Linked DNA regions of Homo sapiens: region 2 is linked to region 1. The links are chromatin loops, found by intact Hi-C in ENCODE. Cell type or tissue: heart left ventricle. All regions are shown on one strand. Each heading gives the region's core, and the rest is flanking DNA. Links, peaks and the distances in the headings are about the cores only.

The links. A loop is a pair of places that touch in the nucleus more often than their neighbours do. Peaks named below come from ENCODE experiments on the same cell type or tissue, not always from the same donor. Only the 100,000 strongest peaks of a DNase experiment are listed, where the experiment ranks them.
Region 2: it touches region 1 in a loop (2.0-fold over the local background); 2 of 110 quality-filtered maps call a loop at or near these places.

The regions. Positions count from the first base shown.
Region 1 is chr6:5,374,705-5,384,191 of GRCh38, forward strand. The region is part of intron 2 of FARS2 (phenylalanyl-tRNA synthetase 2, mitochondrial); the gene reads left to right. Among named protein-coding and RNA genes, the nearest start is that of FARS2-AS1, 79 kb to the right of the region's middle. RefSeq lists an enhancer at 4,877-4,976. In heart left ventricle, for the core only: a CTCF peak has its summit at 5,143 (motif pointing left); no DNase peak of the experiment used is centred there.
Region 2 is chr6:5,282,423-5,291,909 of GRCh38, forward strand. All of the region lies in intron 1 of FARS2 (phenylalanyl-tRNA synthetase 2, mitochondrial), which reads left to right. Among named protein-coding and RNA genes, the nearest start is that of FARS2, 26 kb to the left of the region's middle. In heart left ventricle, for the core only: no CTCF peak of the experiment used is centred there; a DNase peak (open chromatin) is centred at 4,549; H3K4me3 peaks cover 686 bases; H3K27ac peaks cover 1,630 bases.

The DNA of each region.
Region 1 (9,487 bases), core at 640-8,639:
AATGAAATATTTGAAAATTCAATTCATTGATTTATTGTGTCCTACCACATTATTATTGCATATACATTACATTGTACTGTATTAACTGATATAAGGAGAAAAAGCATGTGATCATCTCAATAGATATAGAAAAATGATTGCATTTAATGTCTCATGACATTAAAAAAGCATTTGATGACATTAATGACTCATGATAAAAACTTTTAGCAAATTAGAAATAGAGGGAAACTTCCTTGACTTTACAAATGAAATCCATGAAGCTCTTACAGCAAACATAATTAATGGTGCATCATTCTAAATATTTCTATCCAAATTAGCCACAATTCAGGATTCCTTCCTATCACTGTTCATCATTATGTGGTAAATTCTAGCTTATGCAGTAAGCCAGAAAGAGAAATAGAAGGCATAAGCATTGGAAAACATAGATAAAACTGCTTTATTTGTAGAGGATTTGATGCTTTACCTAGAAAAAGAATATACAGATCAACTATTAGAACTTACAAGACAATTCAACAAAGTTGTTGGATTCAGGGACAATATAGAAAAATTAATGTTTTTATCCATAAGTAAGAACCAATTACCAAATATAATAACACATTTTATTTGTAGTATCAACTAAAATATTTCAGTACCTAGGTATAAATCTTGCATCAGATATTTGAGATATTTATGGATAAAATTATTAAATATTATTAAAAGACATAGAAGAACATAAGGAGAGATTTACCATATTTGTAGATTCATAGATAGGAAAACAATATCATGAAGATGACAATTCATCCAAAATTAATCTACAAATCCAGCGCAAATCCAACCAAAATTTTCACTGGATATTTTGGAAAAATTGAGGGACTAATCTTAAAATTTATAGAAAGAGCCCCAGGTATTAAGACTTATACTTGTGTAGTTGTAAAGATAGTTTAGTAATGGCACAAGGTTAATTGGGTAGAGAACATTGCAACAGCTCTACTTCATATTTGAGAACTTATGAAATATAAGTGATATTTCATATCACATAAGTGGGAGGTGATGGATTCTACATTAATTGTTCTGAGACAGTTATCTCTATAGGAAAACAGTGGATCTCTACCTCACTCTAAATCCATCAAATGGATGGATTAATAAGTCATTTGTGAAAAAGAAATCTTTAAAACTTTTGGAAGAAAATATAGGAGATTGTCATTTTTACTCTGATAGAATATAATATCATAAACATGAGAATTCTTGAACAAGAAAAATCCATAAGGGAAAAAAGTGCTAAAGTTGGCTACATTGTGTTAAAACATCTGCCTAATAAAAGTCTCCATAATCAAAGTTATGAGACATTTCTACGTGCTGGGTGGAGATATTTGCTGTGTTGTCAGACATATTCCTACTGGATTCTTTTTTTCATCCTGAGACTTTCTTTTACATGATCACTACCAATCTTCTGTCAATCTTTCGACACTGTTCTCCTTTCTGAAAATGCATATAGGTGGTGAGCACACGTGTGTGCTTTTACTATTCTTTAAACATGTCATACTCATATACTTTTATGTGTATGATTTATTGTGTAAGAAGAAGGCACATGACTGGCTGATAAACAAGGACCAGCTTTATCAATAAACAAGAAAATGCAAATTAAAACAACCAAATATGATTCCAAACTCAGCAGATTAGCAAAATTTGATAATCCTCACAATACCAAAGGCCTAGAGGAACTGTCCATCTTATAGCCTTCTATTGGGAGTGTATATAGTTACTGCCACTTTGGAGGGTAATTTGGTAGTTTCCAATGAAAACAAAAATTGTATGCTATGTGATTTGGCATTTTTTTCTTTAAGTGTTAAAAAGTCTCAAAAACCCATCAAGAGGAGCAAGGATAGATAAAATGGGCTCTGTTTTTATATTGAATACTTTATAGCAATTAACATAAACGATCTAGAGGTACTTGTATCAACATGGATGGGTTTTAATGCAATCTTGAGGGAAACAAGTACACCGCGAGTGGTACTAAACTATCATATCTTTTTAAATGGATATTCAGAATGCACCCAATAACAAAAACATGCCCGACAATGTGTGTTCTTATGGACTTGCTTATATTCTTTCTCATCTGTCTTTGTCTATTTCTCTTTTTATGCACACAAACACAATTTTTCTTTAATCCAGCTAGATAAACATAAAAGTAGATGTGAAAAAATATATGGAAATAATAAACACAAAAATCAAGGTCGTGATTATTTATGATGTGGAAGGAGGGTGAATGAGATCAGGCATCATATCATTCTTTGCAAACAATGCAATATTTTATACTTTTTAGGAGCATAGAAGGATTTTGAGACTTACATGTTTGAGAACCACTGTTCTATAGCTTCCAAACGAAATTTTTAGAAAACATTTGAGACATTTAGTTTGCAAAGAATGGTGAATTTCAAGTATTTGGCAGGCCCACCAGAGGAAACTCTTACAAATCCTGTGTCTATTTAATCTGATTAAAAATGTCAGTTGAAACATGCATGTGTGGACCAGTGCTCAGACAAGTTCTGTTTTCCCACTCTCCCTGGTGGCACCTTGTCGTGTTTCACCAGATGCACACTTGTGTGTGGGCCCTGAGGATGGACAGAGGAGTTGCGTGAGAGACAGGCATTCCGCAGGTTGTTCTCCAGTCTTGGCTGCAGACTGTTTGCCTCCTTATTTTGTCTTCATTCCCCTTTGATAACATCCTCTGGGTCTGTTTCTTCCAGGATTTTTCTGTCGTGTACACACATGTGCAGGCAATACTTCCTCCTGAATTTAAGACGATTCATAATGAGCCTTCTTTTCTTCCAGATTCTGTCTCCATTATTATTATTATTATTTAAAATTCTAAATGCCTCTTGTTTTCTTAAATTTTATACAAGAATGTGCATATCTGTTTCTTGTCCTTCTTGCTAGTAGTTCTCAAACTTGAGTGTATTAACCAGTCTTGGTCCATGACCGAGTTTTTGTTGATTTTACAGGAAAATAAAAAATATAAGAGCAATATACCAATTTTTATAAAGGTATATTTATTTATTTTAAAGAGCTCTCCTCTGTTCTAGGATGATTTCCTTGCCACTTTCCTGAGTGTTAAAATGCAATTTCTCTTATGAAGTGATGGTGATAGTATTTTAAGCATATGCCTGTACTTGGCAAAATAAAGCATTGCCTACCTTATCTTAGTCCCTATAATGTTTTGAAATTTTTACCAATCTATGAAATATATAACCTTACACCTTAACAAATGAAGGCATAATTGTGGAGAAGTTATAAATATTACATAATTAATATATAATTTACAAATATTCACACAGAAATAAAGGGAAATCTTTTCGGAAAAGAGGATGAGTGAAGGTGTACAGAGAAGTAAGCTTTTTGTATAATTTTGACCACAACCCATTACTGGAATGGCCCTTCATCAAGAGGTGTGTGTTCAGTTCATATACCACCCACCCCTTTAAACATAATCATGCTCATTCGCCATTTCCTCATGGAGGGATTTTAGGAGCGTAGAAGGATGTTGAGACTTACACGTTTGAGAACCACTGTCCTCAAACCACTGTCCTCAACCACTGTGGGTGAGGGGCTCCTTCCACGGAGGCTGCTCCTGCCCTCACGATTCCTTCCCGCTGGAGTGAGGCGCTTCTTTTTGAACACCCCTTTGGCATCCTTTGTGGTTCATCCTTGTCAGAAAAAACCGCTGTCATTTATCATTAGAAAATCTCACTTTTGCTGCCTTTGATATTCTCTCCCACTTTCCAGATGGTTCACTGGAACCCTCCTGTTCTTGGGCTTCTCTTTCCAAGCTTCCCCGCTGTTACTCTTGTAGTGAGCCCATGGTTGTCTCTTTATTCCTGCTTTCTGCTCTGAATCACTTTTCTGTCTTTCAGTGAGTGACAGGGTTTTATTCTCCACCGTGTGGTTATTGGGTTTCCTTAATAGCCTCATGTGGAGGGGCTTTGTTGAAGGCATTTTTATTCGGCTTTGACAGATTATAGTCCCCATGTTTCCCTAATCTCTTCTTTAAAATATTTTAGGAAGCATTGTCCCTGTCAAAGACACACTTAAATTCAAACAGCTTTTCCTTTTTAAAATTATTTTTCTCTGTTCACATGTTTACGTAGTCCTCTGTCTTGACAGTTAAGTGAGAGGCAACTGGTCATAGTGAGGAGTCCATGGATTTGGGAAATACCCCATTATTGGAGGGCAAAGCATGATTTGGAGGACCGTTTGGAGAGAGACCCCTTTTTCTGTGGCACAGGGCTTTTGCAGATAATTAGTCTTTGGCTACGACAAGATGGAAACTATTAGGCTCTTAGTCTGAGACTCATCACTGCCTTGTAGCAGTTTTGCCCATGACCCTTACTGGGCTTTCAGCAACTCACTGCCTTGAAATGTTAGTTTGTGTGTGCCTGGTGTCTCCAGCTGGTTAGTCAACTCCTTAAGGGTGCCACTCTATCTCTTTTTGTGCCTGATCTTTCTAACCCAGGATTCTGCACAGAACAGCAATGTCTCCCTCTTTCTGGGCTGTCAACTTTCACTGAAAAAAATGACAGCTAGCACTGTTAACTGCATGGCAGCTCACCTATCTGCTTGTCTAGTTGGGTATTCTCAGCTATAAGAGCACATGTGTCTGTTAGGGTCCAATTCTGATATGGAAACCGCACAGTAACTTGATCAAGGAAAGCATAATGTAAAGAATTACAAACTCCAACACAGAACTTGGGTAATCAGGGATTGGCCAGTAAGAGGTAATGAAAGAGTCCAGAAGTATTATCTATAAGGAGGAGCTGCTACCCTTAGGACTAAGACGGGGACCCAGAGAAGAGCCCCTTCCTCCTTCCCGCAGCTGTGGTTCACTGAGTGGCTCAGAAGTGCTAGTAGTGGTGCCATGCTGGTGAAATTGCTTGATATCCACGCTCTGGAATGTACCGAAATCTGCTTTCTTGGGTGTGGGGAAAGTTAATTTGGGAGACTTGTCTTGTGGGAAGCACTATGCTATGAAAATGATCAAATGGGGTACCGAGGAGAGCAGCTGGCCATTGGAGGAGCTGTGTTGCCACCTGCACTGCAGATCTGGGCAAAAGAAGTGCAGGGTGCCCAGTAAGAATACCTTCCTTTGCCATGTCCCTCCAGCGACCTCTACTGACAAAGTTTAGCATTTTGCCAGCTGGCAAAGGAAAATATTTCAAGGACTCAACTCAGTTTTCACAGAGCAGGCAATGAAGGATTGATTGTTTTGTGTAGGTGATAAGTGACAGAGTCAGCTTGCTCCCTTTCCTGAATGTCTAGAAGCCTTTAGGGAGATAGGCTATCATTTATGCAATTACATGAGTTGCTAGGGAAAGTCATATTTATGGAGGCAAAATATTTGTTCTTAATTCAAATTTAATATTTCTGAAAACAATTAGGTAATGGGAAAGCTCTCTAGTTATTCGATCTTAGTAGATGGAATACACAGAGAATAGAGGATGTTCTCAAGGGTAAAAGCTTGTGCTCCTGAACCAATAATAGCATCCAAAGAAAAACAGATTAATATTCTTTACATCTCATTTCTCTAAGATCTCAGGAAAATTATTGCCATTTACATTCTACATTTGTTGTTGAAGGCTAAGAGGGCCTCATTAGGTTTACCAAATCCAAATAATTACAGTTAGAGACGGTGTTTTTTTCTACTAGCTGAAGTGATGTGTGAAAATAGCAAAAATATTTTCACAGAGAAATTATGCTCTTTAACAGTAAACTTCACGCCTTGCTAGGAACTGCATTTCTCTGCCTGGTGTGTATCATCGAATGCTACTTGTAGGGATGGAGTGGTCTAATTTCACATTTCGAGCTTGGTAGGTGCAGGTGGGCTGTAGGTGAAAGGGAGTTTTCTTTACCAGCCAGCCTCAAAAATGGCTAGCAGCCGGTGCCACTCGCATAGTGTTGAATTATATGTCCAGATACCCCAGTCTACTCACAAATGTAAAAGACTACACTCTTGCTATTTGACCAAGAATGCACCCTGTACTGGGTACTTTCATTGTCTTCGCTCCGAGGCTTCGTCCTAAAATCTGCTTTCTGTGTCATCTCCCTGACTCATCCTGGGATAGGTCTCTGCAAAATTGTAAACTTTTGTTAGTTTAAATGAATTTGAAAGGTAAGATAGTTTTCTTAAACTAGATACATCATCTAAATACAATGTTAGTCTTTAGCTGTATATTTTAGTTTTTATAGAAACTTTATATAATCTTATATAAGATCAATAGTAGTTCATTATAGCAATTATTTATTTATTTATTTATTTATTTATTTATTTATTTATTTATTATGAGACAGAGTCTCGCTCTGTCGCCCAGGCTGGAGTGCAGTGGCGCGATCTTGGCTCACTGCAAGCTCCACCTCCTGGGTTCACGCCATTCTCCTGCCTCAGCCTCCTGAGTAGCTGGACCTATAGGTTCCCGCCACCACACCCGGCTAATTTTTTGTATTTTTAGTAGAGACTAAAAATCCTGTTAGCCAGGATGGTCTCAATCTCCTGACCTCGTTATCCGCCCGCCTCGGCCTCCCTAAGTGCTGGGATTACAGGCGTGAGCCACCGCGCCCGGCCTATAGCAATGATTTCTAATTTTCTTTTCTTTTCCTATTTGAGAGTCTGATGAGAAATTTGCATACTCCCCAGAAACACACACACACACACACACACACACACACACACATACACACACACACACAGATGCAGAATTTTTTATATAGTTTAAAGGGTTTTATAGGCTTATTAGTTAAAGGGTTTTATGGGCTACTGGATTAGATTATGAAATTTGAAGTCAGGGTCAAGGAGATAGTTTTTGCTTTTAATAGGTAATTCCCAATCTCAGTCTGTAGTAAATTGGAAAATCTGTTCTGGATTCTTTCAGCAATCCTCTCTCTTTCCACATCTGCCACTTTTCTGTGACACTTCTTTTGGGTCACATTGCCATGCTGGGGTTATGTTTGGTGGTCGATTATGTAAGTAGCAACGGAAGTTAGGGTTAAGTTAGCTATAGGAAGGCAGAGAATGCTGCCTAACTTGGGTATGACCAGATGTCAGTTATTAGAATGATTGGAGATTGAGAACCAAGTCAGGAGTTCAGAGTCAGAGGCAGTGTAGGAACAGGAGGCTGGGTTGGATGTGTTGGGGGAAACCAAGGGAAAAGTGGAAAGTCTCTCTCCGAGGGCTGGGAGCATTCCTAAGTTGTGGTCATTTCTGGACCAGGAAATACAAAGAGCTGGTTTCTGTTTAGAAAGCTGGTGAGGCGGACAGATAGCCAAAGAGCAGACTCTGGGACAGTGGGCAGCATGGGTCCTGCGGGGAGCAGATCTTGCCATCCATCTGGTAAACACTGGCCCTTGGAATCTTGTTATGTGTTGGACTTTAGATAGCGTGTGTGTATTCTTTAAGGTTTATGAGCTATGCTTAAATCAAGCAGAGAAAGATTTACGTTTGACAAATGACAAGGAACGATTTCTCACCATAAAGATTTTGAGTGAGAGAATGAGTTTCAAGGGAACTTGGGTTAACCTTCTCCAGGGTGATGCTTCTTAATATTTTTATGCTGTGGATTTCCAGATAAGGTAAAAGACCCTTCAGTTCAGTTATCCCAACTCTTTCATCTCTTTAATGCAAAAGGAACTCAGTGATAGCAATGAGGTGTCATTTGGGAATTTGGTGGTAGGACTATGTAGAATATGTATCCCTCTCCTTTGGTAATAGTAGTACAAATGATTTTTATTTAAACTTTAGTGTCTCAAATATAATCTTAAAATCTAGTTGTTAGATATTGATTCTATCATGTCAATTTACACACAGTAAAGTCATCCATAATGATGTAGCTAGAGTAACAGTGATTTATTATTAAAAGGCCTAATAGTATGTGAAGTCTACAACCAACTCAGGCTACCACTGAAGATCCACTGATAGTTTACTTCTTGGAATCGTGGAGATTCCACCTTTTGAAGAGTGCTGCAGGGAGTAGAAGCTTCTTTGTTATTGTCTGTTTATATTAGTCAGGGTTCTCCAGAGCAACCGAACCAATAGGATATAGCACAGATATATAATAAAAAGATGGCTCAGGAGGACAAACATTATAGTTTGTCACAATCTGAAGGTTGGAGAAGCAGAAGAGCCAATGGAGTCCAAGTCTGAAGACAGGAGAAGACTGATGTCCCAGTACAGGGACAGTGAAGTAGAGAGAATTCTTTCTTCCTCAGCATTTTATTCTATTCAGGTGCTTGATGGATTGGCTGAGGCCCACCACACTGGGGATGGCCACATGCTTTACTCGCTTTGCCTGTTCAAGTATTAATCTAGTCCAGAAACACCCTCACAGACACATCCAGTAATGATGTTTAATGAAATATCTGGGCACCCTGTGACCCCGTCAAGTTGGCACATAAAATTAACCATCATACCATTCTTGGGGATCTTCATGGTGAAACACTGAGAGTCCTCAGTCAGTTCTAATTTATATGTTCTATCGATGCCACATTTTTATTAATAACTCCTAGTGTACCACTTAGTCAATGACCAATAAATAGCCTCTATTTGTACATAAAAGTATAAGAATAAGGAATTATGCCTTTTTTACCCTTTAGGACTGAATAAAGGACTGGAACTTTTGGCCGCTGGCCTTTGGAGCCCCTCCATGGCCTGGACATTATATCTTGAAAATGTTTGTTTTTATAGCAGTGCTTGTTATTCTCCAGAATAACACCAGCTTTTGAGCTAGCGAAACGAGAGGCAAATCCTGGCTGTGCAACTCAGCCTCTGGTGACCTTAGATAAGTTCTTTAACGTTAACACTCTGAACTTCAGCGTCCATAACTAAAATGAGGACAACTCTTGAGTGGTGGTGAATGAGCCTGCCACGCTCCTGACATTAGGAGGTGTTCAGCTAATGGTCGCTGCCCTGCCCATCCCCTTCTGTGTATCTTACAAATAGTTGTCTCCTCCTTTTGTGTTAAGTGTTGATCCATCTGAGCATTGTCAATGTCAATTATGTATCTTGTGGGTTGTCCTTTTTAGTTCTGATCTACTTTTTTTTTTTTTTAAAGCCTTTGCTGTCTTTTCTGTTCTTTCCCGTGGTTGACTGATTAGTAATGTGTCTTCTGTCACCTTCCTATAGAACAGGTGATGGAATTTAGATGGGGCCTTTGTCCTGTTATATTTTGCCCACTGGCATCATGAATGAGCTGTTTAGCCACCTGGAGAAGAAAATGCAATCTCTTTCTCTCTGTTTGATCTGTCATCATGGCCCAGGAAGAAGATGTTGAGAGATCATAATTTTAAAGTTGACAGCAGAATGGGTGAAGTTTTCTCCTACTTTACATGGTGGTTGTCATGAGAACCAGTTCACACCAGAATGGGGTGTTTTTTGTTGTTGTCATTGTGCTTTTTGCCTTGACACATGGAGATATTTAATTTCCATGTAATTTGTGTGCAGCTTCCTTGCTTTGACGGATTGAAA
Region 2 (9,487 bases), core at 855-8,854, 92 kb before region 1:
TTGGTGGTGGTTTCAGTAGGTGCTGAAGGCCACGAGCCATTTTAGCCGGTGCATATGGGGAAGGGAGACAATCATGACATGGGCATTCCTGATAAAGGAGGCCACCGGAGTTGAGGGTTAGTGGTAGGGAAAAAAAGAGCAGCTGTTCGAGTTTTGATCAGCTGGAGTGTGCGATTTAGTCCCTGGAAGAGAAAGGGGCTTGGGCCCGTGTGGAGCACTTTGATAGGCTAAGTGGAACCCTGATTTTGTGAAACTTAATAAACTGGTGCTTTAGAAAGGTGGGTCCAGGAATGGTGCCTAGCGTCAATCAGAGAAGATAAGTTATTTAAAAGGGAAAGTGGTTAAAGGCTGTTTTAATTCTCCAGGAGGAAGATGCTGAGGGTCTCTACATTATGTCCATTGTGATGAGGGTGGAAAGGAGGGCCAAATGGCAGAGATATTGTCCAGACAGAGGCTGGCTGAACAGCAGGGATAAAGGAGAGAGTGGCCATAAAGCCTAGTGGCTTGCAATGCATATAGTATAACATTCAAGGGCCAGGCACGGTGGCTTACACCTGTAATCCCAGCAGTTTGGGAGGCTGAGGCAGGTGGATCATTTGAGGTCAGGAGTTCAAGACCAGACTGGCTGACATGGTGAAACCCTGTCTCGACTAAAAATTCAAAAAAAATGCAGGATATGGTGGCCCACACCTGTAATCCCAGCATTTTGGGAGGCTGAGACAGGCAGATCACCTAAGGTCAGAAGTTTGAGACCAGCCTGACCAATATGAAGAAACCCCATCTCTACTAAAAATACAAAAATTAGCTGGGCATGTTGGCATGCGCCTGTAATCCCAGCTACTCAGGAGGCTGAGATAGGAGAATCACTTGAACCTGGGAGGTGGATGTTGCAGTGAGCTGAGATTGTGCCATTTCACTCCAGCCTGTGCAACAAAAGTGAAACTCCTGTCTCAAAAAAAAAAAAAAAAAAAAACAAATTAGCCAGGCGTCTTGGTGGGCATCTGTAGTCCTGGCTACTCGGGAGGCTGAGGCAGGAGAATTGCTTGAACCCAGGAGGTGGAAGCTGCAGTAAGCTGAGATTGCGCCACTGCACTCCAGCCTGGGCAACAGAGCGAGACTTTGTTTCAAAAAAAAAAAAAAAAAATCAGAAGGCATAAATACATACAGGATGAAAAATCAGCTTCTCTCCTGTCTCTGTCCTTCAGCTCTTACCTGGTCTTAGACATTTTCTTATATATGCATGTATATGCATAAACTACATTTATATCGCATTTCTAAAAGGTGTCAGGTACCATTCACACTATTCTTGTTTTTATCCTTTAACAGTATATCTCACAGATACCCTGTATCAAATGTATCAATACATGTAGAGGTGCCTTATTCTTAATTTACTTAGCCAGTCCCCAATCAATAAAAATTTGTTTCCTGTCTTCAGCTTTTACAAATTGTTTAGTGAATATAATATCCTCATTCAGGCATCATTTTGCACACATACAAACAGGTATATATGTAGGTTTAAATTATTGCTTGCCGAAATAAAGGATATATGCATTTAAAATGTTGATAGATATTGTCAAATTATCTTCTACAAAGGTTTTTACCAGCAATGCCTCTTTCTTAGACCCTTACTGATAGTGTTATCAAACAATTTGATCTTTCCCAAACTGCACATTAAAAATACTATCTAATTGTCATTTCAATTTGCATTTCTCTCATGAATGCTATTGAGCACCTTGTTACAGCTTTCAGAGGCATTTGTAATTCATTTCGGGGGATCGTTCTGTCATTAGCTCATTCTCATTTTGCTATTCAGAGGTTGGACTTATATGGAGTGCTGGTGATGGTTTCTCATAAATCACTATTCTGGAGTTTTGGTGGATATATTAAGGCAACAGTCTTCCTATTTTATTAAAAGTTTATTTGTCTTAAGAGGGAATTTTAACTTTGGTCCAATGTCTGGGGAGCTGATGGTATGCTGTTTCTCTTTCGATCGTAGGACAAGTTAGAGAAATAGATTTCCTATCTTGAATTATGGGGTGTGTGCCTGCAATCCACCACCTGCTCTGGCTGTCGTGCAGTGTTCTTCCATGGCTTCTGGGTTCTGTTTGTTAACATTTTATTTGAGATTTCTGCATATAGATCATAAATAGTGCTTATGTTTTATATGTTATTTATCACTGGAACTACTTTTCAGAGATCACCAGTCGCCTTCTGGTGATTACATTAACACTCCCTCACCTTGTTTACTGTCTTCCATCCCCTTCAACTCATCTGTGGCATTTCACACCCTGACTAGTGTTCTCATTTCACCTTCTTGAAATGTTCTCCCTCCTCTTCTGTGATGTGAAGAGCTGAGCTCTGTGGTCCTTGGTGGGTCTTCCTCCTCTCAGCGCTTCTGTCTTCTCCCCAGAGCCTCCCTCCGTGGCCTTTCGACTCCGGTGATCACTGGCATGGGCCTCTCTCAAGCATTGCTTAACATGTTCATCTGCATGGCCTGCCATCACCTGGAACTCAATGTGTCTGAAACAAACTCAGTCGTCACCCCCACCCCAAGTCAGCTTCTCACTCAACCTCTAACGTTTTGTTAAGGATCCTGGCTCCAGCATGTGTGGAGTGCCTTCCATGTGCCTGGCTCTAAGAAGCCAGGTAGCAAGGAGAAAAAGTGACAGCAAAGGGGGCAGGCAACAAATACAGATTTCAAGAGACTTGAAGCGAGAAAGAAAAGGCCACAGGTTGGAGAGGGAGAGGCTGACAGGAGCCTGATCTGTCTGAGGTGCAGAAGCAGTCAGGGTGAGAAGCATCGGATGCAGTGACGGAAGAGGCCAAAGGGAGCAGTGTCCAGGAGGCGACCGAGGGGAGCAATAAGCTGGAGGAGGAGTCCAGAGGGAGAAGGGGAGGAAGGCAGGATCTAGAGAGACTGATGGGGGAACACCAGCTGCCGGAGGATGAGGCCTGTGCTGAGAAGAGTGGGGTTTGGTTCTTGAGGAGAATAGACATTTTAAGTCCTCTGAACATTTTTCTTAATGTGTATTATACCTTTGTGAGCAAAATGCTGTTCTCAGCTACTTTTGAGAGACTCGTAAAGCGTGTAGGAGGACACGGAGGACCATGGGGGACTCATCTTTGCACATGGTGGGTGCTCGCAGTTATTCCTTGAATGTAAGGCTGCATCAGCAAGTGCATTCTCTCTTCAGGCAAGACTGCTTTTCAAATCTCTCCATTAGCAGTTCCATATCAGCAGCTTTAGGGCAGGTAGAGAAGGCGTTCATATCTCTTGAAATGTCAATCAAACCATTTAGGTCAAGTTTCAGTGTCTGTCTCAGTGATGTTATCTCTGTGGGTAGTAAGGGGCCATGAAGCCCAGCTAGCAGTCACCCTCAGCACTCCTGAGAGGCCTCGCGGCATTCCCTGGAATTCCTCAGTCTTGGGTGCTGCTTCTTTGCACGGGGCTTCTTCTCTCCAGTTGTTTGTCCCAATTGTTAAGAAAGTTCATACCTGTGGAGAATATGGTTCTTCACTTTGCTCTGTCCTTCCCACCCACGGTCTCATACACCTGCCTAGAACACTTCCTCTGTTTGCATCATAACATTTCACATGTGATAGCTGTTCCCTTCTTATGTCTCTTTCTCCAGGATAAAGGTAACCTTTTTCGCTCATCTTCTAAATACTTGATTTCCAGACACTTTAATTCATAGGCTTGCATTTAGTACACTCTAAATTGAACATTGGATTGATTGTTGTCAGTGGGGTCAACACTGACCCCTTGTTCCTAGATAGAATTATAATCTGACTGTCCATGTTTCCTTATAGTATCCTGTGGTGCTTATCATAAGGGCACTAAGTTTTTACTTTTTTTTGGAGACAGAGTCTCACTTTGTCACCCAGGCTGGAGTGCAGGGGTGTGATCTTGGCTCACCTCAGCCTTGACCTTCTGGGCTCAAGTGATCCTCCTGCCTCAGCCTCCCAAGTAGCTGGGACTACAGTTGCATGTCACCATGCCCGGCTAATTTTTGTGTTATTTGTAGAGAGGGGGTTTCTACATGTTGCCCAGACTGTTAACTCCTGGGCTGAAGTGATTTGCCTGCCTCGGTCTCCCAGACTGCTAGGATCATAGGTGTGAGCCACTGTGCCTGACCAATCTGTACTTCTATTCAGAATATAAAGTGTGTTTTACTACCCATGCTCTATCACTCTGTATGTAGAAATAAATTACGTATATGTGTATGAGTGTGTGTGTATTATATACATAATTATATTCAATGCGATTTATAAAATACATGTATGATATGGGTACCAAATACATTAATACCATATAATTATGTATATAGAACATGCATAATGTATACTTTATTATTATGTATGTAACACATATGTTGGCATGTGTGTATGTGTGTGAGAGAGAACAGTTTCTATATGTTAAATAATTTCCATGTTAATTTTGGTGCCACTGCAGAATCTTTCTGAGAGTGAGAAACTCCTCCCGGGGCATGTTCGCCTCTGAACCCGTAGTGCAGAAAGCCTGACCTCATCAGACCTAATACAGGAAGACTCGCTGCACTTGTGGCCCCAGGCCTGGCCGCCTGTGGAGCACAGAGCATGGCCATTGCCCCGTGGCTTGGCTCTGTTGAGGGCTGCCTGTTAGCTCCAGCTTTACTGGTAGCCTGGTTAGCTCTTTAGGTAAAGAGCCAGACAAGTTCAATTTGGTTTTGGTGTTGATTCTTTCCAAAGCAAAGCAAATTTCCCGGGTGTGATATAGTGTTCAGATTTGATTTTGCATGTTGAGCCCGAGGCATTCCTTTGCCTGACTTGGCTTCTCAGCTCTGTTTGTGGGGAACTGGGCTGTAGACATTTGCTGTGGACCTTGTGTCAGAGGTGGCAGTGGTGCTAGTGGGGAAGAGAGAAGAGAAATGGTGGAGTGGTCCGTGTTATCATCCTGTTCTAGTGCTCAGAACTGCTCACGGAGGTGTCCTCAGCCCATCCCACAGCCTGTTCCTTCCCGGCCGCACTGTTTCCTCTTTTTATCCTGATTCTCTTTTTGGCACTGAGAGTGGCCATTTTTCCATTGCCTGTTTCCTCTTGCTCTCCCGTGTCCCTGAAATTAGCCTGCCCCTGGCCTGGTGCGAGCCCAATGAGGGGACATTCGGGCTGCTGTTCCTTCATGCTTTCTCCCACCTCATAGCCCTTCCCCGTCCCACAGAAAGAATCTTAGAGAGTTGGCCTACTTTCTGTCGATGCTGCTCCCTTGGAGGACCTCATAGAATGCCACAAATTCTGTATCAGAAATAGCTCTGTTTATTTGAATGGTTGGATGTCACCCTCTTCCAGAAAAACACTGTTAGTACACACGGGGAATTCCTTAAGATGCGGAGCTCTTCTTCAAATTACTCCAGCCCCATGTGGCTCCAGTTGTTTTTTTCAAGAGATGACTCATCTTTGTGGCCACACTTGGGAAATTTAAAGCTGTTCACTCTACTGAAGACAGAGGCTGGGGATGAGGAAAACAGTCACAGAGGCCTCTGATTATTATTAAGGTAGTGCAGGTATCTGTCATGTTCTCCTGTAATATTTTCTCTTTTCCTCTCCCTTCTGTCATCTTCCTTCCTCCCAGCTGCCTTGTTCCCAGAGCCCTCCTCATATTTATCCAGGGAGTGTCACTGCATCCAACATGTTTGTTCCCATGTTGCTCGTTGGCAACGTCACAGCCAGGACTGGGTGACAAAGATCTCCTCTGGGTCTTGCTTTCCCACTGTGCTGAGTCCAGTGATCATCTTTCATGTTTTGTCCAACCATCTGCCCTGAGATCTTGCTGTCTACTTCTTTTGATGTTTGTAGTCAATAGCTTGAAGTGACTTCTTCTTCTTCTTCTTTTTTAACCTCAGTAAATTATTACAAAGCAAATACCCTGACCATCCTAGTCAAAAAAGAACATTACATAAGCATTGAGCCTCTCCCAAACACCAATCCCTCCTGCTTTCCAAGAGGGAATCACTATCAGAACACTTGGGATCATCACTTCTTTCTGGAGCACCTCGTTTGATACCTCATTGTGAAGTCCAGGTTGTTCTTCTCACTTGTGCACTGTACGAATCACCAAATATACTTTCTAATGCTACTGAGTTTGATGAGAACTGTTCTAGAACACAGCCGTGATCTGTGGTTTTGAATATATGTGGTTGGATTCTCCCATTCATTCAACAAGTATATGTACGTGCTGGGCACTGTTGTAGGTGCTGGCAGTATATGGAGGTGCGGACTGGGGACAAAATCCCTGCTCTCATGCAGCTTCCATTCTTCTCATGGAGCTCAAGAAAATGCTCTTAAAAGACAGAGAATTAGAAAAAATACCTCTCCACTGGCTTTTTAAGACATAGGTGAGAGGAAACAGCTATTGTTCAGTCTTTGCCATCACTTCATTGATTCTGATTTTAAGCAACCCAGTTTTTGAGTCTGGTTTCTCCATCATGAAAATGTTGCAAATTTTAGGGCTGTTGTAAACATATATAGCTGTAGATCAAGTCATTTATTCTAGGTTGAATTTCTAAGATATTCAGCTCTCAACATTAGAATCATTAAGAATATTACTCCTACATTTACTACACTTTCTTCACAATCAGCATGCCCTTAGAGTGGGAGAATTTTGATGATTGATTTTAGCATTGATAACTGAAATATTTTTTAAAATGGAAGAAAATGTTAATAAAATATTTTGATGACACACTTAACATGTAACATGAATCAAATTCCAGATTTAAGCCAAAACTCAAGGGATTACATTTGAGTTTTAATGCTTAGAAGTTTGAGTACTCTATGCTTTCTACCAGTGCTCCAAAGACTGGAAATAATAGAATTGCTTGTTTATTTGCCAAATCAGGCACTGGTTTTGTTACTGGAGGAAGGTGTCCAGGTTCTTGGCGTTTTGAACAAAGAATTAGACAAAACGCACAAACAAAGCAATGAAAGAAAACCACAGATTTTGAAAGTACATGCCACAGAATGGAAAGGGGCATGAGCAAGTGGCTCAAGAGCCCAGTTACAGAATTTTCTGGGGTTTAAATACCCTCTAGAGGGTTCCCACTGGTTACTTGGTGTACACTCTGTGTAAATGAAGTAGTGGTCCACGACCAGTCTGATTGGTTGCGGAAAGGGACTAATGAGAGGCTGAAGTGAAGTTACAAAGTTACACTCCTATGCAAATGAAGACTTGGCCTGTGACCAGTCTGATTGGTTGCAGGAGGGGACTAATCAGAGGCTGAAGTGAAGTTACAAGGTTATACTCCAGTGCAAATGAAGACTTGGCCTGTGACCAGTCTGATTTGTTGCAGGAGGGGACCAATCAGAGATACTTTCAATTTTTCATCTGCCACATGGAGAAGAGCAGGGAGGAGTAGCCTCTGGTTCTTTTGTTACTTGGGCATGGAAAGTTGGGGTTTTCCTTTTGATTTAGTTGTAGGAAGTCAGTGTGAATTGGCCTTAGGTTCCCTGCCTCCAAACCCTATTCTCCTGCCTCAGTTTGAATTCTTGCACCAGAGAAAATCCAAAACAGAAGGAATTCCACTCTTTTGTGTTCATGGTTCTTTTCAAAAGCTAGTTAGAGAGTGTAAAATTTTCAATATTTATATTAAATAATGGTGTTTTAAAGTGTAAAATAGTTTTGGACAGAAATAAGAAATAGCTTGCTGTGTATTACATTTCCTGAAACTACAGGAAAGTTGATTTTTGGTATATTTTGATATCCATACCCTTCAACAAAAGTCTTAAGTCAATGACATTTTACCCCCATTTATCTGTTTTGTACCGACTACTATGGCAAGTGACTGTGTGTGTGAGGGAAACAGTAATGCTTGACAACTCATGCTTCCTGATACAGAGGTTTCTCTAGGTAGGTAGTTCACTTTTTGTACAAAGCTGGCAGGTTCTGTGGACAGAAACCATGGTATCTCACAGACTGCATTTAAGTTACCTCTGAGATTGCAAACTCCATGGCAGAAAAGATCACAGCAATTTGGGTATCTGTTTTAAATTGACAACTTAAAATGCACAATATGTTTATTTCTAAATTTTCAAAGTTAGAAAACAAGACAGCCTATATTAAATAATATAGGAATTTTTAAAGCAGAATGTGCTAAATGTAGAAAGTAGCTCAGTTTTTCTACTTGAAGGACAAAAATTCTAGGTTGACATACTCCTATTTTGATGACCTGTGATTGGTTGATGAGCTCAACCTTAGTTGGTAGTATTTCCCTTTTATCCCCCTGGGGGTGGCTTTAAATAATTCTAGAATGGCAGCACTGTGTTAATCTTTGGTTTGTTTGTTTTGAGACAGGTTCTCACTCTGTCCCCTAAGCTGGAGTGCAGTGGCACAATCATGGGTCACTGTAGCCTCCACCTCCTTCCAGCCTTCCACCTCCCACCTCAGCTTCTCCAGTAACTGGGATCACAGGCACACACCACCATGCCCAGCTACTTTTTAACTTTTTTGTAGAGACAGGGTTTCACTATGTTGCCCTGTCTGGTCTTGAACTCCTAGACTCAAGTGATCCTCCCACCTCAGCCTCCCAGAGTGCTGGGATTACAGGTGTGAGCCACCATGCCTAGCCTGTGCTAATCTTAGAAGGAAAATTTCTTTCCAAATGTCTTCTTGAAGCATATAGTGTATATAAGAATCTACCTGTATTTTTGTCATTTTCATACACTTCAGAAATAGTTGTAGAAACTTTATGGTGCGATGTGCATTTACCATGAAGAACAGGCTTTGTTAGCATTTACCTAATAAGTTCCTAGTCATTTTGATTAATTCAGTCTTGTTGACATGATCTCATATAAGATCTAACCACAAGAAGCTGGTGCTTAACCTCGATCCTCTCATTTATCATTGGGATTTTAGTAGGATGCTGATTTTGAATAAGTTGAACACCTTCTAAACTTTTTTCCAAAATCCAGTGCTGCTAAAAACAGTTCTCTGAAGGTGAGGTCCTGGAGAGTTAGGCGGGAGGTGGGTGAAGAGGCTTTAGAGGCCGATGGTGATCCCAACTTCCTAAACTATCCAATTTGGGGGAAAGAATCTTCTTTGATTTTTACAATTTTTAAGAAAATGAAGTCTGAGATCTTTCTTACAAAAAATAATTATTTAGTCTTTCTGGTACTGATAATTAGTGAGAGATTTATCAATCCTTTTTACCCTTAGAATTAAATATTGAATAGCTGAGTGTGTTGGCATATGCCTATAGTCTCAGCTACTAGAGAGGCTAAGACGGGAGTCCAGGAGTTTGAGGCTAAAGTGAGCTGTGATTGAGCCACTGCAAGCCAGTATGGACAACAGCAAGACCCATCTCTTAAAAAAAAAAAGAAAAAGAATTAAATATTGAATATATTTAATGAAGAATCAGGTTTCTTTATGAGTATTCATTTGTTAATTTTACAAAGATGTGCAAACTGTTGTATATACAAAGTCTAATAAGATATACTATTTTATTACTCCAAAGAGTGC